2 separate regions of the Homo sapiens genome follow, and region 2 is linked to region 1. Evidence: read pairs that join two places in POLR2A ChIA-PET (ENCODE). Cell type or tissue: A673. All regions are shown on one strand. Each heading gives the region's core, and the rest is flanking DNA. Links, peaks and the distances in the headings are about the cores only. Region 1 overlaps RAB3B (RAB3B, member RAS oncogene family). Region 2 holds the start of MIR761 (microRNA 761).

Region 1 (16,023 bases), core at 3,353-11,352:
ATTAGATCTAAGGGAAGCACAGGTTGGTGAAGAGAAGGGGTATGGGAAGATAAAGTTTAGAGAATTGCCTCTTTGGTTAGTTGGTTATTTGTCAAATTGAACAGTTTGGACTTGATCTTTAGAGCTGTGGAAAGCCATGAAAGTTTCTATGTTTTATTTATTTTATTTTTTAGAGATGAGGTCTTGCTCTGCTACCCAGGCTGGCATTCAGTGGCATGATCATGGCTCCCTGCAGCGTCGAACTCCTGGGCTCAAGTGATCCTCCCACCTCAGCCTCCTGAGTCATAATAGTTTTTGAAGCAAGAGAATGATAGCCCTTTACTGAGTCTTTCCTTGGATGTGCATGTGTTTGCTGTTCTTGGCTTTTTTTTTCTTTCCCCAAAATAGCTCAGGAGCTGCTTCCTCCAGGAGCCTCTCCTTGATCACCGGGCCTCCAGGCTGAATGAGATGCTTCTCATGGACTTCCTCAGCCAGGACTCCTCTGTCTTATCACTTATCTACTGCTTTGTTACTCTGTGTTGACCCACCTTTTATTCTAGTTTTTGTCCACCTAGAGGTCAGGCACCATGTCTGACTCATGTTTGTAAGCCCCATGCCCAGCACAGGGCTTGCCCCAGATCAATGTGCTCAGTAAATATTTGCTGAAGGAATGAATGGGAGGAGCTGGGTTCCACCTCAGTGCTGAGACAACATTTGGGGCAGGTGTAGTGATGGGGTGATTCTGAGTAGTGTGCATTTCCTCAGTGGTGCTGGAGTAAGGAGTGAGTGTGTGAATGGTGGGGTGACCATTAGAAGGATGGTGACTCAGGGTGACACCGAAGGTCTGTTCCTGAGTGACTCTAGGTCTCTCTTGCAGATGGCTTCAGTGACAGATGGTAAAACTGGAGTCAAAGATGCCTCTGACCAGAATTTTGACTACATGTTTAAACTGCTTATCATTGGCAACAGCAGTGTTGGCAAGACCTCCTTCCTCTTCCGCTATGCTGATGACACGTTCACCCCAGCCTTCGTTAGCACCGTGGGCATCGACTTCAAGGTGAAGACAGTCTACCGTCACGAGAAGCGGGTGAAACTGCAGATCTGGGTGAGTCCCGGGAATCTTGGGCAGGATTTTCCTGAGAAGCGGCTGGCCTGCCAGTACAAGGGCTTAGAGGTGGGGCCAGCTTGGAACTTCTGGGCCTTACAGCATCAGGCATTAATGCTGTTTCAGGTGTGGCCCCTGGGCTACCCTCTGCTAGTTTTATACAAGTTTGCTCTCCTCCAGGGGTTCAGTTGCTTCTGCTGTTTAACTATCCAGGAGGTTTTATGTTGGCTTGTCTAAATGAGTGACCAAGAAACTGGGGCTTGGAGTTAGAGACTTGGGTTCAAATTCTGCTTCTACCACTTACTAGTCATGGAACTTGACTGAATTGCTTAACTTCTCTGGGGCACCCTTTCTCCTTTGGGGATTGTAATAGCATCTACATCATAAGGCTGTTGGGTCCTTAGGTCCTTGGCTTAGTTCCTGGAACATAGTAAATGCACACTAAATGTTAGCTAAGGTATCAGTTATCTACTGTCGTATAACAAATCACTTCATAAGTTCATAGTGCCAGACTGGGCAACATTGTGAGACCTCATCTCTCAAAAAAATAAAACAAATTAGCTGGGCATGGTGGTGGGCTCCTGTAGTCCCCATTACTTGGGAGGCTGAGGTGGAAGGATTGCTTGAGCCCAGGAGGTCGAGGCTGCAGTGAGCCATGATCATGCCACTGCACTCCAGCCTGTGCAACGGAGCGAGACTCCATCTCAAATAAATAAATAAATAAATAAATAAATAAATTGGTAGTGTCAAACAACAATAATAATTCATTATCTCATAGTTTCTGTGGATCAAACATTTGGGAGTGGTTGGGGCCTCTCATGAGGTGTAGCCAGATGTTGGCTTGGCTTGCAGTCATCTGAAACATACACTGGAGCTGGAGGATCTTTTTTTTTTTTTTAAGACGGAGTCTTGTCCTGTTGCCCAGGTTGGAGTGCAGTGACATGATCTCAGCTCACTGCAACTTCCGCCTCCCGGGTTCAAGCGATTCTCCTGCCTCAGCCTCCCGAGTAGCTGGGACTACAGGTGCCCGCCACCATGCCCAGTTAATTTTTGTATTTTTAGTAGAGATGGTGTTTCACCATGTTGGCCAGGCTGGTCTCGAACTCCTGACCTTGTGATCCGCCCACCTCGGCCTCCCAAAGTGCTGGGATTACAGGTGTGAGCCACCGCGCTTAGCCTGGGGCTGGAGGATCTTAAGACTGCACACTCACATGTCTGGTGCTAGCTGTTGGCAGAAGGCCTTACTTCGTTCCCATTTGGCCTCTTAGAGTGTCTTCACAGAGCTGCTGAAGTGTCTTTATTTGCATAGCAGCTGGCTTTTCCCAGAGTGAGAGATGTAAAAGGCCAGAGGAAGTGGCAATGTCTCTTATGAGTTAGCCTTAGCCTTACAGCGTTCTGTTGGTCACTGATTCAGCATGGGAGGAAACTACACAAAAGTGTGGATATTGGGAGGAAAGTATCACTGGGGACCATCTTGGAAGCTGGCTGCCACAGCTACTATTATTATTAGTATCTGCCAATAGTACTAATAAATTATGCACATATTTTAGATGATATAGCAACATGTAGATCATATAGTTTTCAAAAATGAATTAGTACCTGGATTGGAAATTTTGAAAATTTGTGATTTAAAGTATTTAAAACATGTATTATTATTATTTTATTTTATTTTTTTCGAGACAGAGTCTCACTCTGTCACCTGAGCTGGAGTGCAGTGGCACTATCTTGGCTCACTGCAATTTCCACCTCTTGGGTTCAATCGATTCTGTTGCTTCAGCCCCCCAAGTAGCTTCAATTATAGGCGTGTGCCACCACGCCTGGCTAATTTTTGTATTTTTAGTAAAGATGGGTTTTCACCATGTTCACCAGGCTGATCTTGAACTCCTGACCTCAGGTGATCCACCCGTGTTGGTTTCCCAAAGTGCTGGGATTACAGGCGTGAGCCACCACGCCCAGCCAAAACGTATGTTATTTATTATCTTTCTATTCTGCGTGTTAAATGTACATTAATACATTATGCATATATCTTATTGGGGCAGTCTGTATGTAGTACTTTTCTTTTTACAAATTATTTCCCATATACTATCTCACAATTAACACTATGAAGTAGGTACTACTTTAATACACTCCTGTTTTGCAGGATAAGAAACTCAGAGATTAGTTAACTTGCCTTAGGTCAACAACACTGCTATAAAGTGGGATTTCAACAAGATCTTCTGATTCAAAAGTATGTGCTCTTTTCTCTACACTGTGCATCTGAGGTATTATAGAGTTCATATTTCCCTTCATGATAATGTCAAATATTATATAGGGATAAAAGTTCATTTTGTTCATTTGCTCTCTATTAAAGGCATTGAGGAGTCAGAGATCATTAGAAATAGAAGAAGCTATACGGGTCGTCTAGTTCACTGATTCCCAGACCCATGGCATCAGCATCACCTTGGAATTTGTTAGAAATGCAAATTTTCAGGCCCACCTCAGAACTATTGAGTCAGAAACTCTGGTGGGTGAGTGACAACCATCTGTGCTATAACAAATTTTCCAGGTGGTTTTGTGGCTGGCTAACATTGTAGAACCACTTAGTTTAACTAGCTTGAGGTGAAAGTCAACATGCATTTACTAAAAGCACCTATTAGGTGCCAGGTGCTTTCACTTGTGTTATTTGATATCATCCTTACAGTTCCATGCACAGGGGGATGTGAGAGCACAGAATATTTGGGGCATGGTGAGCAATACAGTAAAACTGGATCAAGGTTGTGAAAGAGCAGAGAGTGGGTGCTGAGAGAAATTTGCTGGAGAGGCTATAGGTGGCAGATTGGGGGTCAAAGAGATCTTCCACAGCAAACAGAAAGTTCTTGTCATCGGTCAGAGGATTCATGCTTGATGATTCCTTAGGGAACTGAAGAAATTATTAGAGCTTACTTTTAATCTTTGAACATAAGATATTTTTTACTGATATTTACTATGTGGATTGACAGAAGTGTCTTTGTTTGACCCCCATATCAGATGGTCAGATAGCCTACACTCAAAAAATCTTGAGATAGGAGGAGGCATTGTGCCCTTCTGAGGGGTTGACAGTGGACTGACTCACTTCTTTGTTTATGTTCAGCCAATTGTGAGCTTTTGTGGTTTTCTTGTGCCTGGGTAAGTGGATTTATTGATTACATGGTCTAGTTTTAACTAAATGAAACCTCATAATGGATATGTGGCTTTTAAAGAGTCCTATAAAGAAACCTCTGATTGAAGACTATGCTAGAAGATTATAGTGAATCCAAGTGAGCATAAAGAAAATGGCTGAACTGGTGTTTTTCCAACTCCCAACACAAGTTCATTGTCAGCCACGTTTCGAGGTAAAATCAATGATAATCTAATTAGATACGACATAGTCAATCTCCCATCCAAGTACTAACCAGGCCCAACCCCTCTTAGCTTCCGAGATCAGATGAGATCGGGCGCGTTCAGGGTGGTATAGCCATAGATGACATGGTCAATCTCATTGCTTTTGCTGAAGGAAAATTAGCAAAGGGTTTTTATGTGTGTGTATGTGCTTTTATGCAGCAAAAATAAAGTTTTCTGGACTATTCATGAATACATTAGATTTTAAACATTTAAATATTGTTTATTTTAATTTTATATATTTTAATATCTTGTGTATAGAAGTAGACATATAGATATATAATCTAAAGAATACACATATACTGTGTGTGCTGTACCTACATTTTTCTTACTTAAAGGGATGTAAGTTGGAGACCACCACCATAGGCACTGGGGAGCCATAGAAGGGTTTAAACAAGTTAGATTTGCATTTTAGAAAAATTCCTGGCTTCAGTTTGAAGGGTGGATGGAAATGAGGCAAAGAAACCAGGGTTTTGGATCCAAACTCATCAAATTGTATACATTAAATAAGTGAATTTTTTTGTGTATCAATTATACCTCATAAAGGCTATCTAAAAATTAATAAACAAATATAGTAGTGACCAGCTATAAAAGAAAGGAAGCAAGCAAGCAAGCAAGGACTTGGGTAAATTATATGGGGCTGAACTAAGTGTATTATTCTGCTCTGGCTGCCATAACAAAATACAATTGAAATTAATTTTCTCACAGTCTGGAGACTGGAAGTCTAAGATCAAGGTGCCAGTAGGGTTGATGTCTGATGAGAGCTCTCCCCTCGGGCTGCCTTCCCACTCTGTGTTCTTGTGGCCTTTCCTTGGTGCATGGGCATGGGGGAGAGATAGTGCAAACTCTTTGGTGTCTCTTCTTATAATGATATGAATTCTGTTGGATCAGGAACTCACTCTTATGACATCATTTAACTTCGATTACTTCCTTTGAGGCCTCATCTCCAAATACAAGCACACTGAGGGATGAGCAACACTCCAACTCAAAAAAAAAAAAAAAAAGAAAAAAGAAAAAAGCATAGTGTATACTGTATAGGATTAGGTACTATCTAGGGCTTCAACATACACATTTTGGGAGGACATAGACATTCAGTCCATAACGCTAAGAGTGACAAAATGACATAAGGGATGGAAATGAAGAGAGAGATTTGGAACTAGAATTTACAGAATTTGATGATCAATTGCTGTCCCCTCTTATCCTTGGTTTCACTTTCCAAGATTTCAGTTACCTGGGGCCCTCTAGATCTGAACATACTAAACAGAAAATTCTAGAAATAAGCTAATAAATTTTAAATTGCACACTGCTTTTTTTTCTTTGAGATAGAGTCTCGCTCGGTTGCCCAGGCTGGAGTGCAATGGCATGAGCTCAGCTCACTGCAACCTCCACCTCCCGGGTTCAAGCAATTCTTCTGCTTCTGGAGCAGCTGAGATTACAGGCGTACACCACCACGCCTGGCTAATTTTTGTATTTTTAGTAGAGATGGGGTTTCACCATGTTGGCCAGGCTTGTCTTGAACTTCTGACCTCAAGTGATCCACCTACCTCGGCCTCCCGAAGCTCTGGGATTACAGGCGTGACCCACCGTGCCTGGCCTAAATTGCACACTGTTTTGAGTAGCATGATGAAATATTGCACTGTCTTGCTCTGTCCTGCCCAGGGCGTGAATGATCCCTTTATCCAGCATATCCGTGCTGTATTTGCTATCTGCCCATTAGCCACTCAGTAGCCATCGTGGTTATGAAATTGAAAAAACATAGTGTGGTCTGGGTGCAGTGGCCCACGCCTGTAATCCGGCACTTTGGGAGGCTGAGGTGGGAGGATCATGAGGTCAGGAGTTCGAGACTAGCCTGGCCAACATAGTGAAACCCCACCTTTACTAAAAATACAAAAAATTAGCTGGGCGTGGTGGCAGGCTCCTGTAATCCCAGATACTCAGGAGGGTGATGCAGTAGAATTGCTTGAACCTGGGAGGCAGAGGTTTCAGTGAGCCAAGATTGCGCCATTGCACTCCAGCCTAGGCGACAGAGCGAGACTCCATCTCAAAAAAAAAAAAAAGAAAAGAAAAAAGAAAAAGCATAGTGTATACTGTATAGGATTAGGTACTATTTGAGGTTTCAGGCATCCACTGAGGGTCTTGGAACTTATCCCCCAAGGATAGGGGGAGACTGCTTTCATTGTAAAGGGAAAGGGGGAACATTTATGTGTGTTTATACATATCACTTCTGTACACAAAAGTTTTGTGATTTTTTTTTTTTTGGTTTTGTGAGCTTTGATAAATCACTTCATTTTTATGACTAGTTAATGTCTTCAACTATTAAAGCCTCATAGGTTTGCTGGTGGTGAGGGGGCCTAAATGTGATAACATAATACTGTGTCTGGGGAATGCAATAAATATTGGGTTCCTTCCTTTCTCTACCTTTGGGTCCACATGGAAGGGGTCACTGGGTTGCTTTCTTTCTTTTTTTTTTTTTTTTTTTTTTTGAGACGGAGTCTCGCTCTGTCACCCAGGCTGGAGTGCAGTGGCACGATCTCAGCTGACTGGAAGTTCTGCCTCCTGGGTTCACGCCATTCTCCTGCCTCAGTCTCCCGAGTAGCTGGGGCTACAGGTCCCAGCCACCAAGCCCAGCTAATTTTTTTTTTTTGTATTTTTAGTAGAGACGGGGTTTCACCGTGTTAGCCAGGGTGGTCTTGTTCTCCTGACCTCATGATCTGCCCGCCTCGGCCTCCCAAAGTGCTGGGATTATAGGTGTGAGCCACCGTGCCCAGCCACTGGGTTGCTTTCTGAAGTTTTCCATCTGTGGTTCCAGTGTAGGAACAGCATTTAGTGACTCACTAGCACAGTATGAAGTGTTCAGTTAAATTCCTCCAGCCTATTTGATCTCTCTTAGGGGATTCCAGACACAAGAAGAGGAGGTTATGAGCATTGCTGAGCAGGGCCACCCACAATAGGAATTTCTGTCATCTCTGGGGGATGAGGGTCTTGGGAGTGCCTTATTGCCTGGAGCCCCTCACCACAAAGGTCCCTGAGAGCTCCCTTTGTTTCCTGAGAAGTTAATGATTGTGGATCAGAGAAGAAAGTCTTACTGGGGAGGTAGGGATAGGAGAGAAGCCTCATTATTAGGGAGCGAGAGCATGCACAGGTGTGAGAGGAGACTTGGTAACTCCACAGCAACGGATCCAACTAGAGGCCACTTATTGCTGGGTGCTGGTTGCCAAGCAACCCCTGGAGACCTTGTGGGAATAGAAGAGTGGAGGGGGCTTCCACCACCTCTATGTGGGGCCCATTGCAGAGGCTGTCTGGTGCTGATCAAGAGAACAATCCAGAGGATTGAGCTCACCTAGGACTCTGGGTCCTGGATTCTAGTTTTTGTTTTTTTGTTTGTTTGTTTGTTTGTTTTTTGTTTTTTGGGTTTTTTTTTTTTGAGATAGGGTCTAACTCTGTTTCCCAGGCTGGAGTACAGTGGTGCGATCTCAGGTCACTGGAACCTCTGCCTCCTGGCTTCAGGTGATCCTCCCACCTCAGCCTCCCTAGTAGCTGGAACTACAGGTGTGCCTGGCTATGCCATGCCTGAATAAATTTTGTATTTCTTGTAGAGACTGAGTGCAACCAGCACCCAGCAGTAAGTGGCCTCTAGTTGGATCTATTGCTGTGTTGGTGATGATTTAAAAGCTCTTAGTGTAACTAAAGACATACATAGATAATGTGCATAAAGCACTAACATAGTGCATGGCACAGAGTAAACACTCAACAAATCGTAGTTTTTATTAAGGTTCTAGGGAGATTGATAAATAGCATTCCTTTTCTTCCCCACCTAAACCCATTGAGAAATAGATGCAGGAGTCAGAGAGATGGGGCGTAATGGAAAAAAAAAAGCCTTATTACTCATTAAAGCGAGGATGAAGCCATGGCTAAAGTCTTCCGGCAAGTGCAGCTTGCTCATACTTTACTCTGGAGTCAGAAAGACACACAAACCCAGTCATAGGCCAACGTGGGCCGCTGGCTATAATTAGCCCGTACACCATTCACTCAAAGTCAAAGTCCATGTGGCCCAGATTTACTAATATTTAAGGCCTAAAGCATTCCACTCAGGTCTGTAGGAGAAGCCTCTGTCTCCATGGACAGCCTTCCTCATAGACAGAGAAAGGAGGGTCCCTCCTCCAACAGCTCTTTTTTAAATTATCATTTTATTCATGTATTTAATGTTGAGACAGGGTGTCCGAGGCTGGAGTGCAGTGGTATGCTCATGGTTTACTGCAGCCTCGACCTCCTGGGCTTAAGCAATCCTCCCACCTTAGCCTCACCAGTAGCTGGGACTATAGGTGTGTGCCACACCATGCCTGGCTAAGTTTTGTATTTTTTGTAGAGACAGGGTTTTGTCATGTTCCCCAGGCTGGTCTCAAACTCCTGAGCTCAAGTGATCTGCCTGCCTAGGCCTTTCAAAAGTGCTGGGATTACAGGTGTGAGCCACTGCTCCTGCCCAATAGCTCTTACTATAATTAAAGACATAGATAAGAGTGACCATGGGTTCCAAAGGAGGGTTAGACAGAATGACAAACAATGGGACAAACAAGAGGAGTCTTAAGAGATTTCCTGGGAATCTGAATTCCACAGTGATGTGAGTAACTCCTCATATAAACAGGAACTGAGAACAAGGTCAAGGTGAGATGGGGTGCTGGGCAGTCAGCAAGGTTCGCTTATCAGTCATCTGCCTTATGTCCACACAGCAGCCTCCATGAAATGTTAGGTCACAACATGGCTTTGGAGTCATTTATAAATATTAAAGCTAGTGAGTATTAAATCTGGGAATGTCAAGGATCTGTATCTTAGGGCCAGTAATATAAGAATAGCTGAAATGTAAGGGAGTGTAGGAATGTGGGAAAGGTAATCATACCAGAAACTTGGAAGAAGGAGGATTGTGGCTCTTCAGCAGCCATTTAACAAATATTTACTGTGCCAGATTCTGGGGATAGAGATATTAATATAAATGTGACATTCCCTGCTCTCCAGGAATTAATGAGACTGAAATTATGAGCCCAATAAATGAATACCATAGCTCTCTTGTTCTGATTAGGGGAAGAAGAATAGGATATCAAGAGACTTTTCCCTAGAATTTAAGAATGTACAGTCATGGATTATTATATGAGATTGGGTAGCTGTCTAATAGGCTTCTCTATTAGTTTCCTGTTGCTGCACTAAAATTACTACAAACTTAGTGGCTTAAGACAACACAAACTTACTATCTCACAGTTCTGGAGGTCGGAAGTCTAAGGTGGGTCTCACTGGGTTAAAATCAATTTGTTGGCTGGTTTCAGTCTGTGTTCTCTCTGGAGGGCCTCATCTGGGGGGCATCTTTAATTTGCCTTTTCCAGCTTCCAGAGGCTGCCTACATCCCTTTGCTTGGGGCCCCTTCTTCCATCCATCTTCAAAGCTGCAGTGGAACATCTTCCAACCTCTCTGAACCTCCTCCTTGTCTCTTATAAAAACACTTGTGATTATAATGGGCCCACCTAGGCATTCCAGGTCAATCCTGCATTTTCAAGATCCTTAATTTAATCCCATTTGCAAAAATCCCTTTTGCCATGTAAGGTAACATATTCACAGATTTTAGGGATTATATATTTGGGAGACTATTATTCTGACTACTACAGCATCTGTTAGTAACATATAAAAGACCTGGTTGGGCGTGGTGGCTCATGCCTATAATCCTAGCACTTTGGGAGGCCAAGGCAGGAGGATCACTTGAGCTCAGGAGTGAGACCAGCAACATACTGAGACCTTGTCTCTACAAAAAATTTAAAAATAAGCTGTGTGTGTGGTGGCATGTGCCTGTAGTCCCAGCTACTCATGAGGCTGAGGCCAGAGGATCACTTGAGCCTGGGAGGTCAAGGCTGCCTTGAGCTATAACCACACCACTGCACTCCAGCCTGGGTGACAGAGCAAGATCCTATCTCAAAAAAAAAAAAAAAAAAGAAAAAGAAAAGAAAAGAAAAAGGAAAATACCTGATATAAATTCCCTCATCCTTTAAGACTCTGAAGCAGGTAATGTCCATGTTTTAAGTTCACACTGCTGATTAAGATTTCCTGTTACCTTGTTAGGTGTCAACAAGCCTGTGAATTTAGAGCACATCACATCTCAGTCTCTCATTTTATTTAATTTAATTAATTAATTTATTTTTTGAGGTGGAGTTTTGCTTTTGTTGCCCAGGCTGGAGTGCCATGGCATAATCTTGGCTCACTGCAACCTCCACTTCCTGGGTTCAAGCGATTCTCCTGCCTCAGCCTCCCGAATAGCTGGGATTACAGGCATGTACCACCATGCCTGGCTGATTTTTCTATTTTTAGTAGAGACAGGTTTTCACCACGTTGGCCAGGCTGGTTTCAAACTCCTGACCTCAGTTGATCCTCCTGCCTCGGCCTCCCAAAGTGCTGGGATTACGGGCGTGAGCCACTGTGCCCAGCCTCAGTCTTTCATTTTAGACAGGAGGAGGCTGAGGCTCAGAGTGAGATAGGGACTTTACTGAGGGCTCATGGTGATGTCCCTTGACCCATTCCAGTGCTCTTCCTGCCACCTTCAGGAAGGTGCAATCTCGTCTTGAGTGTAAGCTGGAGACCTGTGGAGAGATCAGCGGGCAGCACAGAAGAGTCTGGAGGCTGAACAGGGAAACTGGGGCTCTGACAAGTCTCTGTGGCTCCAGGAATGTGAAGACAGTTCCTGAGTACACCATCCTGTGCTCAGCTCTTATGATAATCAGAATTGATTTTTCTAGGCAGCAAGTTTCCTGGTGTGGCTGCAGAAACATGCTGACACTTTTATCTCCCCAAAGCCTGTAGGAACCAGCTGCTGAGGAAGTAAGTTTAATCTGATTTTAAAAATCACAACAAAGACCATGGGGAGTCAAATCAGGCTTAGTTGGCCTCTGTAATTTTCAAATGAATTAACAAGCCATCCTGATTGACTATTGAAGGGGTCTCCAAGACACACTATTTAGGGCCACAACCCCCTTTCCTTCCATCCAAACTGGCATGGGAGAAAAAGAAATAATCTACAAGCCATTTGTGTATTCATTAATCCATTCAATAAACATGTGTCATGTACATATTATATGCGAGGCACTGTCATGAGAGGGCAAAGAAACAGCTACAATGTGATAAAAGCGATGTAATAAAGGGATGAAGAAAGTGTTGTAAGAACAGCTACCTCCACCTGGGAAAATCATTGCAGGTCTCACAAAGGAGGGGACATTTGAGCAGGGTCTTGACAAATGAGTCTGATTTTTTTCAGGTTAATGTAGAGTAAGAGCTTTACAGGTGGAAGAAATGACATTTGCAAGAGCATAATTGCTTTCAAGGACCCTTTGTGTGCCTAGCTGTGCTAGGCTCTGCAGCGATTGGTGAGACAACATCCCTGCCTCTTAGGGGCACTCAGTGAAGCAGAGGAGAAGGGGGATATACACCAGGCACGCACACATTGAAATGCATTGCAGACATTGAGCAGTGGAATGACATGCTCTGTCTTACATTGTTTTAATAAATTTTTAAATCTTTGGGTAATTTTAGGTTTATAGAAAAGTTGCAGTGATAGTGTAGAGTTCCCATGTGTCCTTTGCCCAGTTGCCCTAATGTTAACATTTTATATAACCATGATACATTTGTCAAAACTAAGAAATTGACATTGGTACAATACGATTAAACTACCGTCTTTATTTGAATTTCACTAGTTTTTTTTCCACAAATATTCTATTACCATTGCAGGATCCAATCCAAGATACCGTATTGCATTTAATAATATTTTTTCAATTGACATATACCTTATATACCATAAAATTCACCTTTTTTTTTTTTTTGAGATGGAGCCTTGCTCTGTTGCCCAGGCTGGAGTGCAGTGGTACATTCTCGGCTCACTGCAACCTCCGCTTCCCGGGTTCAAGCGATTCTCCTGCCTCAGCCTCCCGAGTAGCTGGGATTACACGTGCCCCCCACCGCACCCGGCTAATTTTTGTACTTTTAGTAGAGACGGGGTTTTGCCATGTTGGCCAGGCTGGTCTCGAACTCCTGACCTCGTGATCCACCCACCTCAGCCTCCTAAAGTGCTTGGATTACAGGCGTAAGCCACCGGGCCAGCCAAAATTCACCCTTTTAAACAGTATAGTTCAGTGATTTTTAGTATATTTACAGACTTATGCAACTATCATCACTAATTCCAGAACATTTTAACATTTTAGTGACTTACATCTTTCTTTCTTTCTTTTTTTCGTTTCTTTTTTTTTTTTTGAGACAGAATTTCACTCTGTCACCCAGGTTGGAAGTGCAGTGGCGCAATCTCGGCTCACTGCAACCTCTGCCTCCCAGGTTCAAGTAATTCTCGTTCCTCAGCCACCTGAGTGGCTGGGATTACAAGTGTGTGCCACCATGCTAATTTTTGTATTTTTAGTAGAGACCATGTTGGCCAGGCTGGTCTTGAACTCCTGGTCTTAAGTAATCCACCAGCCTTGGCCTCCCAAAGTGTTGGGATTACAGGCGTGAGCTACTGCGCCTGGCCAGGTGACTTACATCTTAACACTTAACAGGATTTCTCTGAGGCAGAGTTATGCCTGTTTCAAGAATAAATTATGAAGAGCAAAGTGCAGAAGCAGGGAGAACCAGTTAGGATTTGTAACAATTGAGGCTGGGAATGATGGTGGCTTGAACTAGGGAGGTAGTAGCGGTAGTAGTGAGAGTAGTCAGATTTTGCATGTATGTTGAAAATACTGAATATTGAATTAGATGTGGAGAGAGAAAGAAGGAGAGAAGTCAAGGATGTTGCTGAGGGTTTGGGCTGAGCGACTAGAAGTTTGGAGATTCCTCTAACTGAGATGGGGAAGACTGCAGGAAGAACAGGGTTTAGAGAGAGAGAGTTGGGGATTCAGTTTGGTTATGCTAAGTTGGAGATACCCGTTAGATAACCAAGTAGAGATATGGAATAAGCAGTTGGATAAATGAGTCTGCATGTATATGTTAGCAAGTAGTATTTTAAATGATGAGACCAAATAAGATTAACAAGGGAAAGAGTGAAGGCAGGAAGAAGAAAAGGTTCACAGACTGAGCCCGGAGACATTCCAACACCAAGGTGTTGGGAAGATGAGGGAGAATCGGGAAAGGAGACTGAAAAAGAGCAACTGAAATGAGAATGTGTGGTGTCCTGGCAGCCAAGTGAAGATAGTTTTTCAGAGGAAGGAGAGATCAACTGTGTCAAATATGGCTGCTAGGTTATGAATATGGGAACTGAGGATTGACTGCTGTATTTAGCAACATAGAGTACATTGATAACCTTGATACAAGTTGTTTTGGTGGAGTAGGAGGGGTGAAAGCCTGGTAAAAATGGCAGAAGAGAAATTGGAGACACCAAGTATGACACAGCACTTTGAAGGATGTTTGCTCTAAAGAAAAGGAGACAATTGGGGTGGTAGCTGAAGGTGAATGGGGAAGTGAATCAGAAGAGGTTTTTGTTTTTTTAAGATTTGAGAAGTAGCAGCACGTTCGTATGGTGGTAGAACAATTGAATAGAGATCAACAAAGCAAGCCAACAAAGAAACAAAAATACAAAGCTGATGATTTGGAAACAAAGGAGAACTGCTGGGACAATATCCTTGAACTGGGGAGAGGGGATAGGATTACATGCAGAGGGTGAGTCCTTGGTAGGAGCACAGACTGTGCACCTACATTCCCAGGGGAGAAAGCAGAGGGTTTGGGCACAGGTGCAGCTTGGGGTTCCATGTGCTGGTTCGAGTTCTCTTAAGTACAATTTTCTGATGAAGCAAGGTCATCAGTGGAGAGTGAAGATGAGGGAGGAAGTTTGGAGAGTCGAAGAGAGAGGAGAATGTCATTTAGGAAGGTGGGAGAGTGAATAGACTGTGGAAATGTAATTTGATTGCTGATTAGCATTAAGACTTCATTTGAAATTAGTGATCATAAATTTAAATTCATCAGCTCATGAATTTGAAGCATGGTTGTGTGTTTTTCTCCAGCCATGTTTTGCTCTGAGGATAAAGGCATAGAATAGGCAAAGAGTTGACTTTAAGTAAAGTGTGGTTTTGCTGAGTATAACAAAGCAAGAGGGCCTGGGGAGTCAGGGGCATGTGAAGGGAGGCTGTTGTCATGATTGACCTTAGAATTCAAGTTGGGCCAAGAGGGAGGTAACAACACAAGGGATGAAGGACAGTGAAAAGGTGGTAGGGAAAGAAGACTGTTGATGCTGGGAATCTACAAGGAGTGAGCTGGAAAGAGCATAGTGGTCTGAGTATGAGAGGCTTGAAATTACTATTGGTAATGATAAGGTCCAGGATATGACTGTGAGAGTGAGTTACTGAGGTGGGGTCAGAGATCAATATCACTGGAGGAGAAGCATTCAAGGAAATGAGAGTCCAAGGTGATGGAAGCCTCATCTATGTGGATATTGAAATCACCAAGAATTATGGAGAGAGTAACAGTGAAGCAGAAGCTGTTCACTGGCCAGTAGAGGGATAAGTGGGTGGTATAATCTCATGATATTGAAAGCTGGAGGTGTTTTGTTTTGTTTTTTTGAAGGAGGGAAAGAGAGTGATATGAAAGCAGGGGTGAGAAGCAACAACATCTATCCCACCTCCAGCCCGCTGATTCAAGGGTGATGAGAGAGGAAGTGAGCAACAATTTAGAGGCTTTAGGAGAAGCCATGTCCTCAGGGAGAGCCGGGCTTTGATTACAGCAAGGAGGTAAAAGAAACGTTCGGATGAGAGGCTGAGCAAAAATAGATTTTTCTGATGACTGACTGAATTTCAGAAGACTCAGAGAAAGGTTTCAGTGGGGAGGGGAGGAGACAGTGTTAGAAAAGATGATGATGTACTGAGCTATATGGCAATTGGAGTCCAGTGATCAGGGATGGCTTTGGAGACATGGGCTTCTTGCCATAATTGACATGAACAGAGGGATAAAGAGAATACAAAACAAATTATAAAGCAGACAGGTGGTCCCAGGACAGACAGTGGTTGTGTGGCGTGTGTGGGAGGATCCCTGCTTCCTTTTGATCCCTGCATTTAGAGGCCCAGAGTCTGGCAAAAGTGCCATTCTTATTCTGAATGCCTGGCATCCCTCTTGACTTCACACATCAATAATTGTGGCAATGAACAGCAGCTTTCATTTAGACCTTCACCTGTAAATGGGACTAATACTATCTCCCACAAAGCTGATGTGAGCTGACAGTGGCACGGGCTTTCATGCCAGCACTGTGCTCAGTGCTTTTATGAACTGATTTCATCCTGACACTAACCCTGTGAACTAGGTGCTGTTATTATCCCCATTTTACAGAGAAGTAAACTGAGGTCCAGAGGAGTTAGATGGCTGTCTCAAGTTCACACAAATAGTAAGTGGCAGAGTCCAGATTTGAATCAGGGTCTATCTGGCTTCAGTCTGGGTGCAGTGGTTCATGCCTGTAATCCCAGCACTTTGGGAGGCCAAGGCAAGTGGATCATTTGAGGTCAGGTGTTTGAGACCGGCCTTGCCAACATGGTGAAACCCTGTCTCTACTA
Region 2 (8,000 bases), core at 1-8,000, 130 kb after region 1:
ATTAATTTTTGGGACAGGGTCTCATTTTTCACCCAGACTGGAGTAAAGTGGCCCGATCTGGGCTCGCTGCAGCCTGGACCTCCTGGGCTCAAATCATCCTCCCAACCTCAGCCTCCTAAGTAGATGGGACTACAGGCGCATGCCACCATGCCAGGCTAATTTTTTGTATTTTTTGTAGAAATGAGGTTTCGCTACGTTGCCTGCTGGTCTTGAACTCCTGAGCTCCAAATGTGATTATTTTATATGGAAAGTAGATAAATCCCAGTGTTCAGTCTTCCATCTTAGGCCAAAGGTTCTCTTCCTTGTCTTTCTTTGCATGTTATTCTTAGTTTTTGCTTGACTTTTTAAGTGTACCTTGTCTTAGACGCCTTCCCTGACTGCTTGTTTCTTACATTCTGTATTTATCTCTGTCATTCTGTATTATACTGGCTCATCTCATTATTAGACAGTGAATGCCTGATGATGAGGAATTTTGTTTTATCCTTTTTATCCTTAATGCAGCATGATATCTGATATGTAAAGGGTGCTAAATAAATGTTTATTGAATAAATACATGAAAAAATTAGTATAAATGGGGCTGAATGCGATGGCTTATGCCTGTAGTCCCAGCACTTTGTGGGGCCAAGATGGGTGGATTGCTTGAGCCCAGGAGTTCAAGACCAGCTTGGGTAACATGGCAAAACCCTGTCTCTAAAAAAATACAAAAATTAGCCAGGTATGGTGGCCTGTGCCTGTGATCCCAGCTACTCTGGAGACTGAGGTGGGAGGATTGCCTGAGCCCAGGTGGTCGAGGCTGCAGTGAGCTGAGATCGTGCCACTGCACTCTAGCCTACACAACAGAGTGAGACCTTGTCTCAAAGAAAAAGGAAAAAAAAAATTAGTGTAAATGGGAGTGGTCTGTAATAGATACCTAGTCATCAAACTGGCACAGTAGTTTTGCAGATAAGAATCAGGAGCTTGAGATGGTGGCACATGCCTGTAATCCCAGCCACTCAGGAGGCTGAGGTGAGCTGCTTGAGCCCAAGAGTTTAAAATCAGCCTGGGCAGTAAAGCAAACTCTGTCTCAAAAAAAGCAGAATAATCTTCCTGCGGGGCTACCAGTCTGTGGGGGATTTCATTTTCATAGAGATATAACCACTTTTTAGTTCATAAAGGCAGCTTTGGAGACTGATATGTCAAACATTTTATAGAAAAGAAAATCAGCAGTTTAATTTTGTGTGATTTTGCTTTAATATTAAGCTGACATGACTGTTCTGTATATTGAGGGATACAATTTATCTTAGCCTAAGTCTTCTGGTATGATAGAATGTTTAAATACTTACAAACTGAGAAATAGGGGAGGCTGAGTGGTGAGTTGCATATCTTTAGCTACTAAAATGTGTTTTTTGAATAGGTAAATATATTTATGTAGTTCAAAATTTAAAAATACAAACAGCGTATATTATGAAGTGTTCTTACCTTCATTTCCCTCCAGCTGTTCAAAAACTGATTAGCTTTTGGGGTTCCCTCTCCAGAGCAACCAATTTTATTAGTTTACAAATAGTTGTGTGTGTGTGTGTTTGTACTTTTACTTGGATTCTTTTTTTAAAATTCTGCTAAGCTGATTACTTGTATTGGTGTAAAGAACAGCTGAATCAAAATGTGTGATTTTTTTTTTCTCCCCCCAGATACATCAAATTACAGAATGGCTTGCAGGCACTTCTGATTTCAGACCTAAGTAATATGGAAGGTAAAACAGGAAATACAACAGATGATGAAGAAGAAGAGGAGGTGGAGGAAGAAGAAGAAGATGATGATGAAGATTCTGGAGCTGAAATAGAAGATGACGATGAAGAGGGTTTTGATGATGAAGATGAGTTTGATGATGAACATGATGATGATCTTGATACTGAGGATAATGAATTGGAAGAATTAGAAGAGAGAGCAGAAGCTAGAAAAAAAACTACTGAAAAACAGGTGCGAGTCATGTCTGTTTTCTTCTAATTTGGGAATTCTTTGGGTAACTTCTAAACTCAAGCTTTATTTTTTAATGGCAAAAAGGAAGTATATAGTTATCTTTTGGTCTTCAGTAAAGGTCTATTCTGTATCAGGATTACATTTTGAAAACATTTTCCTCCAATTATAAAAGTAGTAAATGCTCATTATATAAACTAATGGAATATAAAGAAAACAAAAATATAAAAATCACCCATAGCTATATCTCTCAGAGGTAATCAACACTCAGAGGTATTTGAATTTATGTGTATTTGTATACATTATATGTTTTAAAAACAAATACTGGTAGATGAGGAGCTGCAGAATTCTTAGCCTGGATTAGAGAAATAAGAGTATGTTATCCTTGGTGAGACTGGAAAAAGAAGAAGAAAAGAATGGGGCTAGTGTGAAATCTTTACATGGGCCTAGGGCTCTAAGAGTTATTGTATGGGTGGCTTCTATATAGATAATTAGATAATTGAGTTTGATTTAGCACTTTATATGGGAACGCAAAGGTCTGGACAAATAAGTACTTTGGAAGAGTTGAAATAGAAACTGGGCAGTTAAGCTTATTTAATATGTAACAACCATCAGTGGATAGATAAATAAGTCTTGATAGGGAGAATTTCTTAATATCTTTTGAAGAATACCTCCATTTTCATAGTAGGGAGTACCCAGAGGATAATTTTCGGAGCCAGTACAGTGGAATTGACCAGCAAAAGTTAGTTAAAGCTAGTTTCTTGAATATTGATAATATATTCAACATGGTACAGTCTACATACAAAGAGGCCGAGATGGGCAGATCACTTGAGTCCAGGAGTTCTGAGACTAGCCTAGGTAATGTGGTGAAACCCTGTCTCTCTAAAACATTAAAAAAAATTAGCTGGGTGTGGTGGCACATGCCTGTGGTTCCAGCTACTTGACAGGCTGAAGATGGGAGGATCACCTGAGCCCAGGGAGGTTAAGGTTGCAGTGAGCTTTGATTACACCACTGCACTCCACCCTGGCCAACAGAGTGAGACTTTGTCTCAAAAAAAAAAAAAAAAAGAAAAAGAAAAAAAGTGGTCACCCTTAAAGGTGGGAAGAGTTGAGGTATAAGTAGTAGATATGATTTAATAGTTATTCTTCTTGGAAAAAATTATTTTTTAAAAAGAAAGATTGTACCAGTTTTTTACTAAGTTGTTGGATTGAGTAATATTTTTAAGAAGCTTTTTCCTGTTTACTACTCAGATTATTAGTGATCCTGTTTTTGGGTAGCATGATAGACCAAGTATTAAATAGTTTTAACTTGGAAGGCTGTAGAGATGAACATCAAAACACTGGGGGAAAAAAAGGTATATATATGTCACTTGATAGTCTGTATGCTAAGGTCTCTATGAACAGATTGGAAATTAATAGATTCACTTTTAACTTAAAATAGATCTCATAATTCCAAATAGAGCATTAATAGGAAGAAATTATAAAAGTCACAAAAAAAAAGAACACTGACAGTCAGGAAACCTGGGTTCTACTTCTGGCTCTGTTCCTTTCTTTCTGCGTGATTTTAGGTGTTTTCATTTTCTTTCTTTTTTTTCTCAGTTTTAAAACAAGAATATAAAATTCTGAGGCCTATTTTAGCTCTAAGCCAGACCATGTTATAACTTCTTAACTGAATACTTCTTATCTATACTTTTTTTCTATATCTTTCCATCTATCTGTAAGTAGCTTTTCCCATGATCTGACTTGTTTATATTTCCTATTAACTGACAAAGCATTTAAAAACAGTTAAAAATTGTCTCGACAGGCATTTTAAATGTCAAGACATTATAAAATACTTTAGATTTATACAGCAATTGTGAACACCTTTGACAAATGAACATGTCTGTTCAGCCTTTTTGGTACCCCTTTTTATTTTGCTTAGGTAGATCAAATTCTAAGTTGATCTTTTCTAGCAGCAGGGTCAGAGTCTAGTGATCGTTTTTAAAATGGCTTAGATGCTACCTTTCTTTTCTGAGAACTCAGTGTGATATAATCCTTATAAGATATTGACAGCTAATTTTATGGATTATCCTACCGGGACAGTGGAACCTAAGTAGTTTGAAGACGAGAAATTGTTTTGATTCAGAAGCAATGGGTTCACTAGTGAAAGGAAAGATCCCACGATCGTAAGTGGTAAATGTTTATATTTGTTGAATAACTCTCTGAAAAAAGGAAATAAAGTAGATTAGCCTTGGTAAGAGGTGGCTTAAGAGTGGTTTTATGATCTAAGTTTTATTTGAAAAATGTGTGAAACTTGTTTAAGGTAAATGTGAGAATTAATAAAGGAATTGAGAAGAAAGATATTTGATCGTTTTTTGAATAACATTTACCTAATTAAGAAGTTAACTACTTTTCTGAGGCATCTTTTTTATCCCTCTCCGTTTTCCTCCTCCCAAAAGAAGTTGTTCTTGATTTTAAAAGTTTGATAAATTAACAAGGTTGAAATTTGAATATGATATACATTGAATTAAGATTTGTTCAGGGCTTTCTTAATTCAGTTCTCAAGTATGAATTTCTCAGGTCTGAATTTTTTAGGTAGAAAATTCTCAAGTATGAATTTCTTTTCTAGCAATTGCAGAGCCTGTTTTTGCTGTGGTCAAAGCTGACTGATAGACTGTGGTTTAAGTCAACTTATTCAAAAATGTCTTCAACCCTGCTGGTCGAGACAAGAAATCTTTATGGGGTAGTTGGAGCTGAAAGCAGGTTAGGCACCTATTAAAACATCACAGAACAGGTTAGATTGTGGTTTGAAGAACTGGATATTCCCCAATGTTTTAACTGAGTTTATGTGCCTAAGTCTTCAAAATGGGGTTTATAGTATCAAGTGAGGCTGTTTGGTTCTTCTGAAAACACACTCATTTTCTGACACATGGCTAGACTTTATGCCAGGTACATGCTATTTTTGAAAAGCTCTTTTTTAAGAGGTAACTGTTTATTAAAACAATCTGTTTCACCAAATATGTTAGCCCTGTAAAATTGACATTTACAAAAGTTTGAAGAAAACAAATTTGGGAAAGTTAATAATTCGCCTTTCTATCTTCAAGGATTCAAATTGACCGTTTTTTCTCCTTTTTTTGTCTTTTAACTTACTGTAATTATGCCCCAATAGTTCGGGTGCAGTGGCTCACGCCTATAATCCCAGCACTTTGAGAGGCTGAGGTGGGAGGATTGTTTGAGTCCAGGAGTTTGAGACCAGCCTGGGCCTCATAGCAAGACCCCTGTCTTAAAAAAAAAAAAAAAAAAAAGTCCCAATCATTTTAAGTGCAGTTTGGTGTACCTCTTGGCCATCAATTTTGTTAAAAACTCTGATTTTCCCAAAGTATTGGGAGAATATATACTGATAAGTAATATATGCTGTATATCTTCAATTAGAAGTGAAGAACTAAAAAGCCTCTTTAAAATTTAGTTATACTTTTTAATAGCTACCGATTTTATCTTTTTTTATCACTTACTATTTTTGTTAGATGTTTTCCTAAAATGTTATCTTATTCTATCTTAACAAAATTTTCTAAGTTACATGTTGACAGGTTTCACATCTAGTAACTGAGTCACTCAACACAAAGCTTTTAATTGCTTAGAGATCTTCAGAGATATCTATCTAGATATGTTACTTCCGCAGATTTCCAAAATCTAGTAATTCAGGGAAAAAACTTGGTTCAGAATTATGAAATGCTGACATGAAATGATATTTGGGTGGGCTGTCCAGTCCCTCTTCCCTTTTTTTCTGTCTGTTTCTGCTTTTTTTCCTTAGGTCTGCACCTGTTCAGCATTTGGCAGGATGGCAAGCGGAGGAGCAGCAGGGTGAAACTGACACAGTTCTGGTGAGTTTCACTTTGCTGCTCCTCCTGATTCTCAGGGAAAGAATTTTGTTACTCCTATTGGAAAACATCCATCTCCAAATGAATCCTTAAGATAAGATGCGAATATTATTCCTTTAGGGTTGACTCAACTATTTGTATGTGTTCTAATTACTCCAGTCTGCAGCGGCTCTTTGTGTTGGAGTTGGGAGTTTCGCTGATCCAGATGACCTGCCGGGGCTGGCACACTTTTTGGAGCACAGTAAGAATTTGTAAAATATCATTCCTGGTGTGTTTTTTTCCCCCCTCCAAACTTATATGAATTGATATCAAAGATTAGCAAGTGATTTGACAGAAGTATGATATATTTAGCAAGAGAAAAGGCTAAGAAAAAATCCTTGATTTATGAATATCGTGGGGGAAACAATCTGAGTGTACTTATATTGAGAGTTAGAATGAAACCACACAGAAAACTTTTAAACTGTAGATGTCACTATTGTTGAGCTATGTTAAGGCCAACGGATCAGGAGATGATTGCCATTTTCTAGGAAATGACCAGTCCTGGGGAGGGCAGTCCCTTCCAGGGTTAGCAAGGCCCCCAGCCAAACATCAGAAATACAGGAATTCCCTGGGTGAGGTGGCTCACGCCTGTAATCCCAGCACTCTGGGAGGCTGAGGTGGGTGGATCACTTGAAGTCAGGAGTTCGAGACCAGCCTGGCCAACATGGTGAAACCCCATCTCTACTAAAAATACAAAAATTAGTTGGGCGTGGTGGCATACACCTGTAGTCCCAGCTACTTGGGAATCTGAGGCAAGAGAATCATTTGAACCTGGGAGGTAGAGGTTGCAGTGAGCTGAGGCTGTGCCACTGTACTCCAGCTTGGGTGATAGAGCAAGACTGTCTCAAAAAAAAAAAAAAAAAAACAAGAAACAAAAAAAACCTAGAAATTCAAAAGGCATGATTAATATAAAAACAAAACAATAGAAGCTTTTCATTTAATTTGGAATGTACCTAAATAAAACTTACACGGGGCCGGGCGCGGTGGCTCACTCCTGTAATCCCAGCACTTTGGGAAGCCAAGGCAGGTGGATCACCTGAGGTCAGGAGTTCGAGACCAGCCTGGCCAACATGGTGAAACTCCATCTCTACAAAAACACAAAAATTAGCCGGGCATGGTGGCGCACACCTAGAGTTCCAGCTGCTCTGGAGGCTGAGGCAGGAGAATCACTTGAATCCAAGAGGCGGAGGTTGCAGTGAGCCGAGATCACGCCATTGCACTCCAACCTGGGTGACGGAGCGAGACTCCAGCTCAAAAACAAACAAACAAACAAAAAAACTCTATGTGGATGTTATATAGTTACAAATATTTATTTTTATTTTACAAATATTTATTTTAAATTACTCTTTTTTTAATGGTCTGGTTTTCTAAAGTATTTGAGGGTATACTTCTTACTTTGTGAATTTTTATAGTAGCCATTAATCTGCATATGTTTGTGCTTAAATTTTAATCTCCTTAAATTTAATTGAAGAGATTAAGTTGTAACAGCAGTAGCAGTTAATCTGCATATATGTTTGTGAATTTGTTTGAATTTTAATCTAATTAATAAAAGGTGAATTTTAATCTATTTAGACTTAAATATATTTGTGATCTCTTTATAAGTTATATGTTCGTCTTATCTTTCTTTAAAGATGAAATTTTTTTTTTTTAGTATAAAAGTAACATGAGCATAATAGAAAGTTACAAAATCAAATGTAATGAAGAAAGTATTATTTAGGGTCAGGTGTGGTGGCTCACGCCTGTAATCCCAGCACTTTGGGAGGCCGAGGTGGGCAGATCACTTGAGGTCAGGAGTTGGAGACCAGCCTGGGCAACCTGGTGAAACCCCATCTCTACTAAAAATACAAAAAATTAGCCAGGCATGGTGGCAAGTGCCTGTAATCCAGCTACTTGGGAGGCTGAGACACTTGAACCCAGGAGGTTCAAGAATCACTTGAACCCAGGAGGCAGAGTTTGCAGTGAGCCAAGATTGCACCACTGTGCTCCATCCTGGGCAACAGAGTGAGACTCTGTCTCAAAGAAAAAAAAAAGAATTCAGACATAACCATTTGATGTGTTGGTCTATTTTCTTTCAGTTTTTCTATGCATATAAGAAAGTTCATGTGTGATAAAAATATTTTCTATATCTTTGTGTTGTGTGACTTTGTGTTC

What was found. ChIA-PET counts read pairs that join two places held together with the same protein. Peaks named below come from ENCODE experiments on the same cell type or tissue, not always from the same donor. Only the 100,000 strongest peaks of a DNase experiment are listed, where the experiment ranks them.
Region 2: POLR2A ChIA-PET joins it to region 1 with 10 read pairs; 2 of 35 experiments call an interaction of 5 or more read pairs at or near these places.

The regions. Positions count from the first base shown.
Region 1 is chr1:51,961,951-51,977,973 of GRCh38, reverse strand. It overlaps RAB3B (RAB3B, member RAS oncogene family), which reads left to right. Exons shown (of 5, transcript NM_002867.4): 2 at 857-1,084. The coding sequence starts at 857. It also overlaps the pseudogene RNA5SP48. Among named protein-coding and RNA genes, the nearest start is that of RAB3B, 21 kb to the left of the region's middle. In A673, for the core only: no CTCF peak of the experiment used is centred there; a DNase peak (open chromatin) is centred at 11,293; H3K27ac peaks cover 654 bases.
Region 2 is chr1:51,834,182-51,842,181 of GRCh38, reverse strand. NRDC (nardilysin convertase) reads left to right here. Exons shown (of 31, transcript NM_001101662.2): 2 at 1,668-1,956; 3 at 5,970-6,051. It overlaps MIR761 (microRNA 761), which reads left to right and starts at 5,780; the gene lies at 5,780-5,838. In A673, for the core only: no CTCF peak of the experiment used is centred there; DNase peaks (open chromatin) are centred at 881 and 5,871; H3K4me3 peaks cover 6,346 bases; H3K27ac peaks cover 7,382 bases.